Regions from separate parts of the Homo sapiens genome. Here region 1 is linked to region 2. A link is a loop called in an ENCODE intact Hi-C map of the cell type or tissue named here. Cell type or tissue: B cell. All regions are shown on one strand. Links, peaks and the distances in the headings refer to the core of each region. The heading gives the core; the rest is flanking DNA.

What was found. Hi-C counts contacts between places; a loop is a spot of excess contacts. Peaks named below come from ENCODE experiments on the same cell type or tissue, not always from the same donor. Only the 100,000 strongest peaks of a DNase experiment are listed, where the experiment ranks them.
Region 1: a loop joins it to region 2, with 3 times the contacts of the local background. A loop is called at or near these places in 5 of 110 quality-filtered maps.

What each region holds. Positions count from the first base shown.
Region 1 is chr11:108,159,000-108,164,385 of GRCh38, reverse strand. NPAT (nuclear protein, coactivator of histone transcription) reads left to right here. Exons shown (of 18, transcript NM_002519.3): 16 at 2,206-2,266; 17 at 2,372-3,506; 18 at 5,367-5,386. Among named protein-coding and RNA genes, the nearest start is that of ACAT1, 40 kb to the right of the region's middle. In B cell, for the core only: no CTCF peak of the experiment used is centred there; a DNase peak (open chromatin) is centred at 3,245; H3K27ac peaks cover 1,619 bases.
Region 2 is chr11:108,234,491-108,239,876 of GRCh38, reverse strand. It overlaps ATM (ATM serine/threonine kinase), which reads right to left. Exons shown (of 63, transcript NM_000051.4): 5 at 4,043-4,207. Among named protein-coding and RNA genes, the nearest start is that of ATM, 14 kb to the right of the region's middle. RefSeq lists silencers at 2,508-2,708, 3,028-3,228. In B cell, for the core only: no CTCF peak of the experiment used is centred there; DNase peaks (open chromatin) are centred at 2,596, 3,086 and 3,626; H3K4me3 peaks cover 1,572 bases; H3K27ac peaks cover 3,180 bases.

The DNA.
Region 1 (5,386 bases), core at 245-5,244, 76 kb after region 2:
CCTTGATCTGTCCAGCCAGCCATCTCAACTTTTACACCTGGGCTTCTTAGCATTGCCTTAGAAGTGCTACCATTCCCTACCACTTAAAAAAAATGTATTTCTCACCCACCTTCCACTTGGCAATCATTTTAAATATCTGCGTGTCTGCTTTCTCTTCTGTTCCTCCTTCAAACTATTCCAGTCTTGCACAACACGTCTCAAATCTAGTCCTGCTCCTCCTCACTCTTAGCTAGTGGTTTTATTTTCCATCTTACCAGTATTAAACTTCACTTTCTGATCATCACTTTCATTCAGTACATAACCTATTCTGCTTCCAAAATCATCCTTCTTTCTTAAAGAAATAACTGTCCTTCATTCTTTCTAAGGTTAATGCAGTCTACATGTGCTCCAGTTTCTTATCTTCTATATATGTTTCAACTTTTCCTGTTTGGCTTCTCTCCCTGGCTATAAACATAGGTTTGTCCCACCTGCTGACTTTTTATGTTAATCTCTTAACCTCTCTTAATCTTCCATTTCTTCATTCAAATTACTGTCTTTTCTCATGCATCTACTGAAACTGTCTACACTAGAGTCACCAGTGGCCTCCTAATATTGCATTATGCATTGAAACTTTTCCATTCTTACCTTACTTTGCTTTCTCTATAACTGTTGATACTATGGTGGCTTCTGGAGCCATAACTAAACTATTCTCCACCCTTGCTAATTTTGTGTAACTCAAGGCCTTCAAACTACATATTTCTCACCTCTCTTCCTCAAAGACTTCTTCTGCCTAGTGTTTTTCCCCTTGGTTAATGTCACAATTTATTTTTTTCCTTTACTTTTGGAAATGTACATGCCCATTATTGTCTCTCAGACCCTCATCATCTCTTACCTGGAATATAGCCATCTACATAGAGTTTCTACTTCCAGTTTTCTGTCTTCTCAGTTCCATCTTCCACATTATTGCCAGATCTTCCAAAGACATAAACCTATTCATGCATCTTCCCTATTTAACACCCTTAAAGGGGCCGGGCATGGTGGCTCACTCCTGTAATCCCAGCACTTTGGGAAGCCGAGGAGGGTAGATCACCTGAGGTCAAGAGTTTTGAGACTGGCCTGGCTGACGTAGTGAAACCCCTTCTCTACTAAAAATACAAAAATTAGCCAGGCGTGGCAGCGTGCACCTGTAATCCCAGCTACTCGGGAGGCTGAGGCACTAGAATTGCTTGAACCCAGGAGGTGGAGGTTGCAGTGAGCCAAGATCATGCCATTGCACTCCAGCCTGGGCAATAGAGCGAGACTCCGTCTCAAAAATAAATAAATAAATAAATAAATAAATAAATAAATCTCTTAAAGGATTGCCTCTGAAACCTTTTGCATAATATGTAAGTTTCTTCATAATCTCATCTTTGCTCTTCTTTCTAGTTTTGATATCTTGCTGCTCTCCCACATAAATGCTGAAGCTCGTGGAAATTAAAATATGGCTATTAGAACTCCAGAGCATGTGCTCTGAGTGACATAGGCTTGTAAACATGATAGGTACCGGGACAGAATTTTAAAATAGATATAATCTGTTGTTTTCTTTAAGTGACTACCTGGATGTAAGTAGTACATTATGTGCTATATTGAGCATTGTAATTTGTAGATCCAAAGACTGGATTTATAATATTTGCCTGAACCGGGCGCGGTGGTTCACGCCTATAATCCAGCCTTTTGGGAGGCCCAGGTGGGCAGATCACTTGAGGCCAGGAGTTTGAAACTAGCCTGGCCAACATGGCGAAACCCCATCTCTACTAAAAATACAAAAAATTAGCTGAGCATGGTTGGGGGCGCCTGTAATCCCAGCTACTCGGGAGGCTGAGGCAGGAGAATTGCTTGAACCTAGGAGGCAGAGGTTGCAGTGAGCCGAGATCATGCCACTGCGCTCCAGCCTGGGTGATAGAGCATGACTCTGTCTCAGAAAAACAGACAAACATAATATTTGCCTGAAGTTGATGCATGTCATTTATTCCATATCTGGATTTCCTCTGTAGCAGTGGGGAAATAGCCATCTTGTACTTATTTCAAAGCTGCTTTTTAAAAGCTGCTTTGTCAACGTGTTCTATTTGTGTGTACATTAGCTACCATTTAAAATTTTTTCTCATGATATGTGATAATTGTCATCTGTTCTATCCTCTTTCAGAGGAGTATATTCTTTTTCTCAGGAATGTTCATTTATAATTTCAGGAAAACAAGTAAATAATTTGGTGGATTCGTCAGGTCATTCAGTTGGATGTCATGCACAAAAGTGAGTATAAAGTAGTTTCTATCATAGATTGTTTGAATGCTCAGATTTAAAACATAAAGGATTTCTTTATGCTGCTAGAAATAGTTTTGTTTTGTTTTGTTTTAGAACTGAAGTTTCTGACAAAAGTATTGCCACAGATCTTGGGAAAAAATCAGAAGAAACCACAGTTCCCTTCCCAGAAGAGAGTATAGTTCCAGCTGCTAAACCATGCCACAGACGTGTACTCTGTTTCGACAGCACTACTGCTCCTGTGGCAAATACGCAGGGGCCAAACCATAAGATGGTGTCCCAAAACAAAGAAAGGAATGCAGTCTCTTTTCCTAATCTTGACTCACCCAATGTGTCCTCCACCTTAAAACCCCCTTCTAATAATGCTATCAAAAGAGAGAAAGAGAAGCCTCCTCTGCCTAAGATTTTATCTAAATCGGAAAGTGCCATTAGCCGGCATACCACCATAAGAGAAACTCAATCAGAAAAGAAAGTTTCACCAACAGAAATTGTGCTTGAATCTTTCCATAAAGCAACAGCTAATAAGGAGAATGAATTATGCAGCGATGTAGAAAGACAGAAAAATCCAGAAAATTCAAAACTATCTATTGGGCAGCAAAATGGGGGTTTGCGAAGTGAGAAATCTATAGCTTCACTGCAAGAAATGACCAAAAAACAAGGCACATCTTCAAACAATAAAAATGTACTTTCAGTAGGTACAGCTGTGAAGGATCTAAAACAAGAACAAACTAAATCCGCCAGTTCTTTGATTACCACAGAAATGTTACAGGATATACAGAGGCACAGCTCAGTAAGTAGGCTTGCTGATAGTAGTGATTTACCTGTGCCCCGGACACCTGGCTCAGGGGCAGGGGAAAAACATAAAGAAGAACCTATAGATATTATCAAGGCCCCCTCTAGTAGGCGTTTCAGTGAAGACAGTAGTACATCAAAAGTAATGGTCCCTCCTGTCACCCCAGACTTGCCTGCCTGCAGCCCTGCCAGTGAAACAGGAAGTGAAAACAGTGTAAATATGGCTGCCCACACATTAATGATTCTCTCCAGGGCAGCCATTTCTAGGACTACTTCAGCAACTCCTCTGAAAGATAACACACAACAGTTTAGAGCATCTTCAAGGAGCACCACAAAAAAGCGGAAAATTGAGGAATTAGATGAACGTGAGCGAAACTCTCGTCCTTCTAGTAAAAATCTTACAAATTCATCAATACCAATGAAAAAGAAGAAAATTAAGGCAAGTTTGAAAGTTTTAATTTCAAAACCACACCTTTTTTTTCCGCTTTAGTGATTAGCGAATTCAGCAGTTCTTGCCACAACAACTTGACTGAACGTTATGGCTAAGACAGCTTTTAGTTTTCATTGACAAAATACATAACCATGATCACAGGACCAATAAGCAGTAGATGCAGGATTCAAACTCAGACTTGTAGGGCAACAAAGCAGTCCAGCAGTGTTAGTGTAGTACGCACAAGGTGTCTAGGTGAAACAGCATTTTCAGGAAAAACTGCTGAGGCATTTGTTTATAAACATCTTTCCGGGGGAAAAGAAAAAGTTTTTCTTTCTTTCTTGGTAGAACTCAAGTTTTTTCATGAGCGTGACATAGTCATGAAAGATTGGGAAACAATATTAAACACTATTGTGTAGAACTACCAAGTAATAAATGACTTTGTTCTTAGATGTTCAGTTTTTTTTTTCCCCCACGTCTTGTAATCTCTTCCATAGGCCCTTAAAAATGTTAGCATATTAGAGCAGTGGAAAAATCAAATTTACGTATGTTTTTCCATTTTTTTGAGAGAGGGTTTCACTCTCGTTGCCCAGGCTGGAGTGCAATGGTACGATCTTGGCTCACTGCAGCCTCCGCCTTCCAGGCTGAAGTGATTCTCCTACCTCAGCTTCCCAAGTAGCTGGGACTACAGGCATGCGCCACTGCATCTGGCTAATATTTTTTCCTTTTTTTTTTTTTTTTGAGACAGAGTCTTGCGCTGTTACCCACTAGAGTACGGTGGCGTGATCTTGCCTCACTGCAACTTCCGCCTCCTGAGTTCAAGCAATTCCCTGCCTCAGCCCCCTGAGTAGCTGGGATTACAGGTGTCTGCCACCACACCCAGCTAATTTTTGTATGTTTAGTAGAGATGGGGTTTCACCGTGTTGGCCAGGCTAGTCTTGAACTCCTGACCTTGTGATCCACCCACCTCGGACTCCCAGAATGCTGGGATTACAGGCATGAGCCACCACGCCTGGTCATTTTTTCTGGTTTTTTTTTTTTATAGAGACAGTCTTTTGCCATGTTGCCCAGGCTGGTCTTGAAGTCCTGAGCTCAAGTGATCTGCGCACCTTGGCCTCCCAAAGTGCTGGGATTACAAGCATGAGCCACTGCGCCTGGCCTTATGTTTTTTATTTAAGCATGGTTGTCTCTAGGAAGGCAGTGCAGGGATAGCATTGATAAATGAAATCCATTTATTTTCGATTTGGTTAGCTGTTTAGTAAGTGGATTGAATAGAAAGAAAGTGCTTAAAATATCATAGAGGAAGTATGGTATCAGGGAAATAATTTAGGCTTTGTTGCCCTACAAGTCTGGGTTTGAATCCTGCATCTACTGCTTATTGGTCCTGTGATCATGGTTAAGTCTGTAGCCTTTCTGAGTCTCAGCCTCATCACTTGACATGATATTACCAGGTATCTTAGGTTGTGAAGTCTAAATGTAGTATACATAAAGTATCTAGTGTATATTAAGTTTTGGAACTGATAAGTACCTGTAACCCTAAACATCTGTTAGTAAAGCTTTCTAAGCAGTAATAACCACCTAACATAGAAAGCATGTTCTATCTTGTCTCATTCAACATTCAGACACTCTGGATTTGTATCATGTCTTTTGCCATAAACTAACATTCAGGTGCCATTGAAGTATATTTAAGTAACTTTGGGTTTATAAAACTTGTCTCTACTTCTCTATAGAAGTAAAATTCTAATAGACTAAAAAAGTTTGACAATTTTAGTAGTATGTGAAAGAACCCAATATACTGTTTTAGGTGACTTACTAAGAAAGCATTTTGGCCTTGTTTTGAGTTTATTTTTTCTTTCTCTTTTTCAACAGAAAAAGAAGCTTCCCAGTTC
Region 2 (5,386 bases), core at 71-5,070:
AGTTAGACAGGTAGGAAGAAGCAAAATTATGCAGCACTTTCAAGGCCTAGAAGAGGAATCCTCATTTTCTATTAGTTGTGCTAGTGAGAATGTAGAGAAACTGGAACCCTTGTGGGCTGCTGGTGAGAATGTAAAATGGCGTAGCTCCTGTGTAAAACAGGATGTTGGTTCCTTAAAAAATTAAATATAGAATTACCACATGATCTAGCAATTCTACTTCTGGGTATATAATCAAAAGACTGAAAGCAGGAAACTCAGGAGATGTATACTCATGTTCACGGCAGCATTATTCACAATAATCAGAAGGTAGAAACAACCCATGTCCACCAATGGACGAATGAATTAACAAAATGTGGCATATACACAGAACAGAATAGTGTTCAGTTTTTAATAAGGGTGAAATTCTGACAAAAGCTGTAACACTGATGAGCCTCAAAGACATTTTGGTAAGTGTAATAAGCAGGTTGCAAAAGGACAAATACTTATAGGAGTCCTCTACTTCAGGCTGCTATAACAAAGTATTATAGGTTAGGTGGCTTAGAAACCACAGAAATTTATTTCTCTCAATTTTGGAGGCTGAAAGCAGCTCAGGTGCCAGCATTGTGGGTTTCTGGTGAGGGCCCTCTTTGGGGCTGCAGACTACTGACTTTGAACTGTATCTTCACATGGCAGAAAGACAGCAAGTTAGCTCTCTGGCCTCTTTTCATAAGGGCATTAATCCCATCCATGAAGGCTGGACCCACAGGACCTAATTACCTCCTAAATCCCACACCTCCAAATACCATCCCTTTGGGAGTTAGATTTCAACATAATTGGTGGGACACAACATTCAATCCATAAAAATGAAGTACCCCAAATAGCCAAATTCATAGAGAGAGAAAGTAGAATGGTAGCTGCCAGGGGATAGGGGAGGGGAAAATGGTAAATCATTGTTTACTGAGTATAGAAAAAAAAGTTCTGGAGATGGATGGTGGAGATGATTACACAACAATATGAATGCACTTAATACTACACAACTGTACACTTAAAAAAGTTAAAATTATAAATGTTATATATATTTTACCACAATAAATCACACTGGAGGTCCTAGCCAATGTAATAAAGCACAAAAATAAAATAAAAGCCACATGGCTCAGAAAGAAAGAAAAAAAAATTACTGCTTACAGAAGACATGTTTGTCTACAAAGAAAATCCAAAAGAACATTCAAAGAAAGCTACTAGATTTAGTAAGTGATTTTAGCAAGGTCCCAAAATACAAGGTCACTATACAAAAATTAACTGGACTTCTGTATAATTTTTGTGCATTGAACAATTTGAAAATCAAAATGTTAAAAACAATGCAATTACAAACTACTGCAGTATAAATCTAACAAAACATATACAAAATCTTTATGTTTATACAATTATAAATAAATGTCAATTTGCAGCTGGGCATGTTGGCTCATGCCTATAATCCCAACACTTTGGGAGGTCAAGGGAAGGGTATCACTTGAGCCCAGGAGTTTGAGACCAGCCTAGGCAACACAGTGAGATCCTGTCTCTATTTTTTTTAATATATAAAATTAAAGAAAAAAAATTGTCAATTTACAACAAAAAATCTATATGCTGACAATTATAAAACACTAATGAAAGAAATCAAAAAAGACAAGTGGCCAGACGCGGTGGCTCAAGTCTATAAACCCAGCACTTTGGGAGGCTGAGGCAGGTGGATCACCTGAGGTCAGGAATTCGAGACCAGCCTGGCCAACATGAGGAAACCCTGTCTCTACTAAAAATACAAAAATTAGCTGGGTGTGGTGGCACATGCCTGTAATCCCAGCTACTCAGGAGGCTGAGGCAGGAGAATCGCTTGAACCTAGGAGGTGGAGGTTGCAGTGAGGTGAGATCGTGCCACTGCACTCCAGCCTGGGCAACAGAGGGAGACTCTGTCTCAAAAAAACAAACAAAGAAGCAAAAAAAAAAAAAAAAAAAAAAAAACCTAAGTAAATGGAGAGATATACAGTGTTCATGGATTGGAAAACTCCACATTGTTAAGATTTCTATTCTTCTCAAATTGTGCAACAGATTCAATGCAATTAGTATCAAAATCCCAGCAAGATCTTTTGTAGAAATCAGTAAGCTGATTCCAAAATTTATATGCAAATGCTGACTCAATCTTAGGCCATTCTTCTCATCTCACACTAAACTCTATATACAAATCTCATCCATAGTCATGGCTTCAGTCACCACCTGTACCAAATATATATTTTGAGCACAGACTTCGCTTCTTCCACAGAGTCCTCATCTAAGCAAGTTTTAAAAGGAAGCTAAGTAAAAAAATACTTTGACAAAAAAGCTAATTATAAGAAGTAACATCCGGGAAGAAGTGGCAAAGGTTAGCTTAAATAAAAAGAAAAAAGAAAAAAAAAGAAGTAAGAGTAGTTAGTTTAAAAATAAAAAGGGGGTTTCAGAGAACAAACTAGATGACAGAATATAGTAAGCAGACTAGGGGAAAGACTGCCTTTGTTTCAGTGACAGCCATGGTTGTAAGTGATAATGTAAAATGACCTAAATATGACCAGCCATACTGGGGAAAGATCTGGTTAGGTAACCTAGATATCACCAGCCTATTCCCAAAGGCTGTCTCTAGGCTTGTTGAGGGCCCTGTTACAGACACAGCCTATCTTGTGTTCAGAGTAACGTAAAGGCTACAAATGACTCCTAAGAAATTAGCTGAGAAGGCATTTATTCTCAGGGGAACAGTAGAGTGTAATGCAGGAGTGAGGGTACTGATTAGGTAGTAGTTTTGTGGTTCACATGTATCTCATTTTGAAATAATAAAATGGCAATAAAGAATATGGACAAATGTCTTTTAATTTAGCTAGCAAAATTTAGCTTAAATACTTTCCATGAAAAAAAAAAGCTTCTAAACTTTTAGAGTTCGTGTATTAGAAGACTTTGACACCTGACTTAAAATCATCTTGTTAATGTCAAATCCTACTTTCACTTATTCTCAAACCCAGAAATGCTCCATCTTTGAAACCAACAAACTGAAGTATTTCAATCTCTGACCATAACTTCCTTCCTTTGTGGTCTCTCAGTACCTCCCAGCTATAAACAGGAAACAACACCAGATTCCTCCCTAGCACACACTCTACACATCTAATGAATCACTGGGTTCTGTACATTGTCTTCTAATGCATTCTATTCTAATATATTTGATTTCCATTACCTTAGAAGTAGCGTGCTAACTGCCTCATCCAATGGATACTTTTGTGTCTTATCCTTTCTACAACACTTAAAATGTTGGCCACGCCCCTTTGAACTTTCAACTCTCTTGCTTTCACTTTTTTTTTTTTTTTTAAATGGAAACAGGGTCTCACTCTGTCATGGAGGCCGGAGTGCAGTGTGATCACAGCTCACTGCAGCCTTAACCTCCAGGGCTCAGGTGATCCTCCTGCCTCAGCCTCCCAAGTAACTGGGACTACAAGCAAGAGCCATTACCTCCGCTATTTTTTTAAAGACAGAGTTTCACCATGTTGCCCAGGCTGGTCTTGAACTCCTGAGCTCAAGCAATCCACCGGCCTTGGCCTCCCAAAGTGCTAGGATTACAGGCGTGAGCCACTGCACCCTGCCTGCTTTCACTTTTATGGTACTTCCCTCTCTTGGTTTTCTCCCTTTCTACTTAAATCATGGTTGAGTTTAGGTGTCATTGTTTTGTATACCTACTGAACCCAAATATGTCTGTATCACAGCACATTATGAACTCTGGTTTACTTGGGTTTTCTTCTGCCACTGTCAACTCCTTGACGATGGAGATGGTATTTTTCAACTGTAATTCCGGCTCTGATATCAGGCACCTGATATATTATTCATGACTTTATTCAAAAGCTACATAATAAATAAAAATTAAGGGTCAGTTCGATAACCATATAATTTTACTAAAGTACTGTTAAACTGTCAGGTCACTTGGGGGATATAGACAGATACAGACAGAGTGCTTTCTTTGGTGAAGTTTCATTTCATGAGGAAAAATTCACAAACAACAACCTTCAAAACATACCTAACCACTGTTGCTGAGATATTTCACACCAGTATTTTCTCACAGAAAGAATGTCTTTGAGTAGTATGTTGCTACAATCAGCTCCGTAAATAGCACCATTAGATGAATCTTTCACTGTATCCATGATATAATTTAAGAGTTCTTGACATTTTAGCCTAGGTGCTCCTATTTCAAAATAAACAAATAAAGAAAAACATAAATTTGAACAAAAATAAGACACTTGGAATGGCAACTATTTAAATAATTCCATTTGGGAAATTACTATTAACTAAACTTCTTTTGTAGAGAAGAAATTGGCAAATTATGGCCCCAAGCAAAATTCATTTTTTTTTTCTTTGCAAATAACATTTTATTGGAACATAGTCACAACCATTCATTTACTTATTGTTTATGGCTGCTTTTGTAATTAAGACAGAGGTGACCACATGGCCTATAAAGTCAAGAACATTTACTATCTGGCCTCTTTACACAGTAAGTTTGCCAACGCCTCTTTTATAGGAATATATAGCAAAAACAATCATTCTTTTTTTTTTTTTTTTGAGATGGAATCTTGGTCTGTCACCCAGGCTGGAGTGCAGTGGCACAAACTCAGCACACTGCAGCCTCCACCTCCTGGGTTCAAGTAATTCTCCCACCTCAGCCTCCAAGTAGCTGAGACTAGAGGCGTGCACCACCACACCCTGCTAATTTTTCTACTTTTAGTAGAGACAGGGTTTCACCATGTTGACCAGGCTGGTCTTGAACTCCTGACCTCAAGTGATCTGCTCATCTCGAAAAGCAATCATTCTTAAACAATTATAACCTTAATAATTCACAATTTCTGGTGTTAGACCAAAAATGATCCCAAGTTTTTTGGCACTCTTTATGAAGAATGAATTTATTAGAATAACATAAGATTACAAGGAGAATATTTACCTTGGAAAGCAAAATTAGTTCTAAGTCCTATAATAGCATTTATGGCATACAAACACCTCAGGTTGTAATTTTTTTTTTTAAGACAGGGTCTCGCTCTATCACCCAGGCTGGTGTGCAGTGGCATGATCACACCCAACAGCAGCCTCAACCTCTCAGGCTCAAGGGATCCTCCCACCTTAGCCTCCTGAGCAACTGGGACTATAGATGTTGTGCCACCATGCCCAGCTAATTTTTTAAATTTTTCATAGAGACAGAATCTCTCACAATGTTCCCCAGGCTGGTCTTGAACTCCTGAGCTCAAGGGATTCTCCTGTCTTGGCCTCCCAAAGTGCTGAGACTATAGGTATGAGCCACTGTGCTTGACCCCTGTACCTGTGTCATTTTTAACAGCATGTTATTTACTTACTAGAGATTCTGAAAACTTGGCAT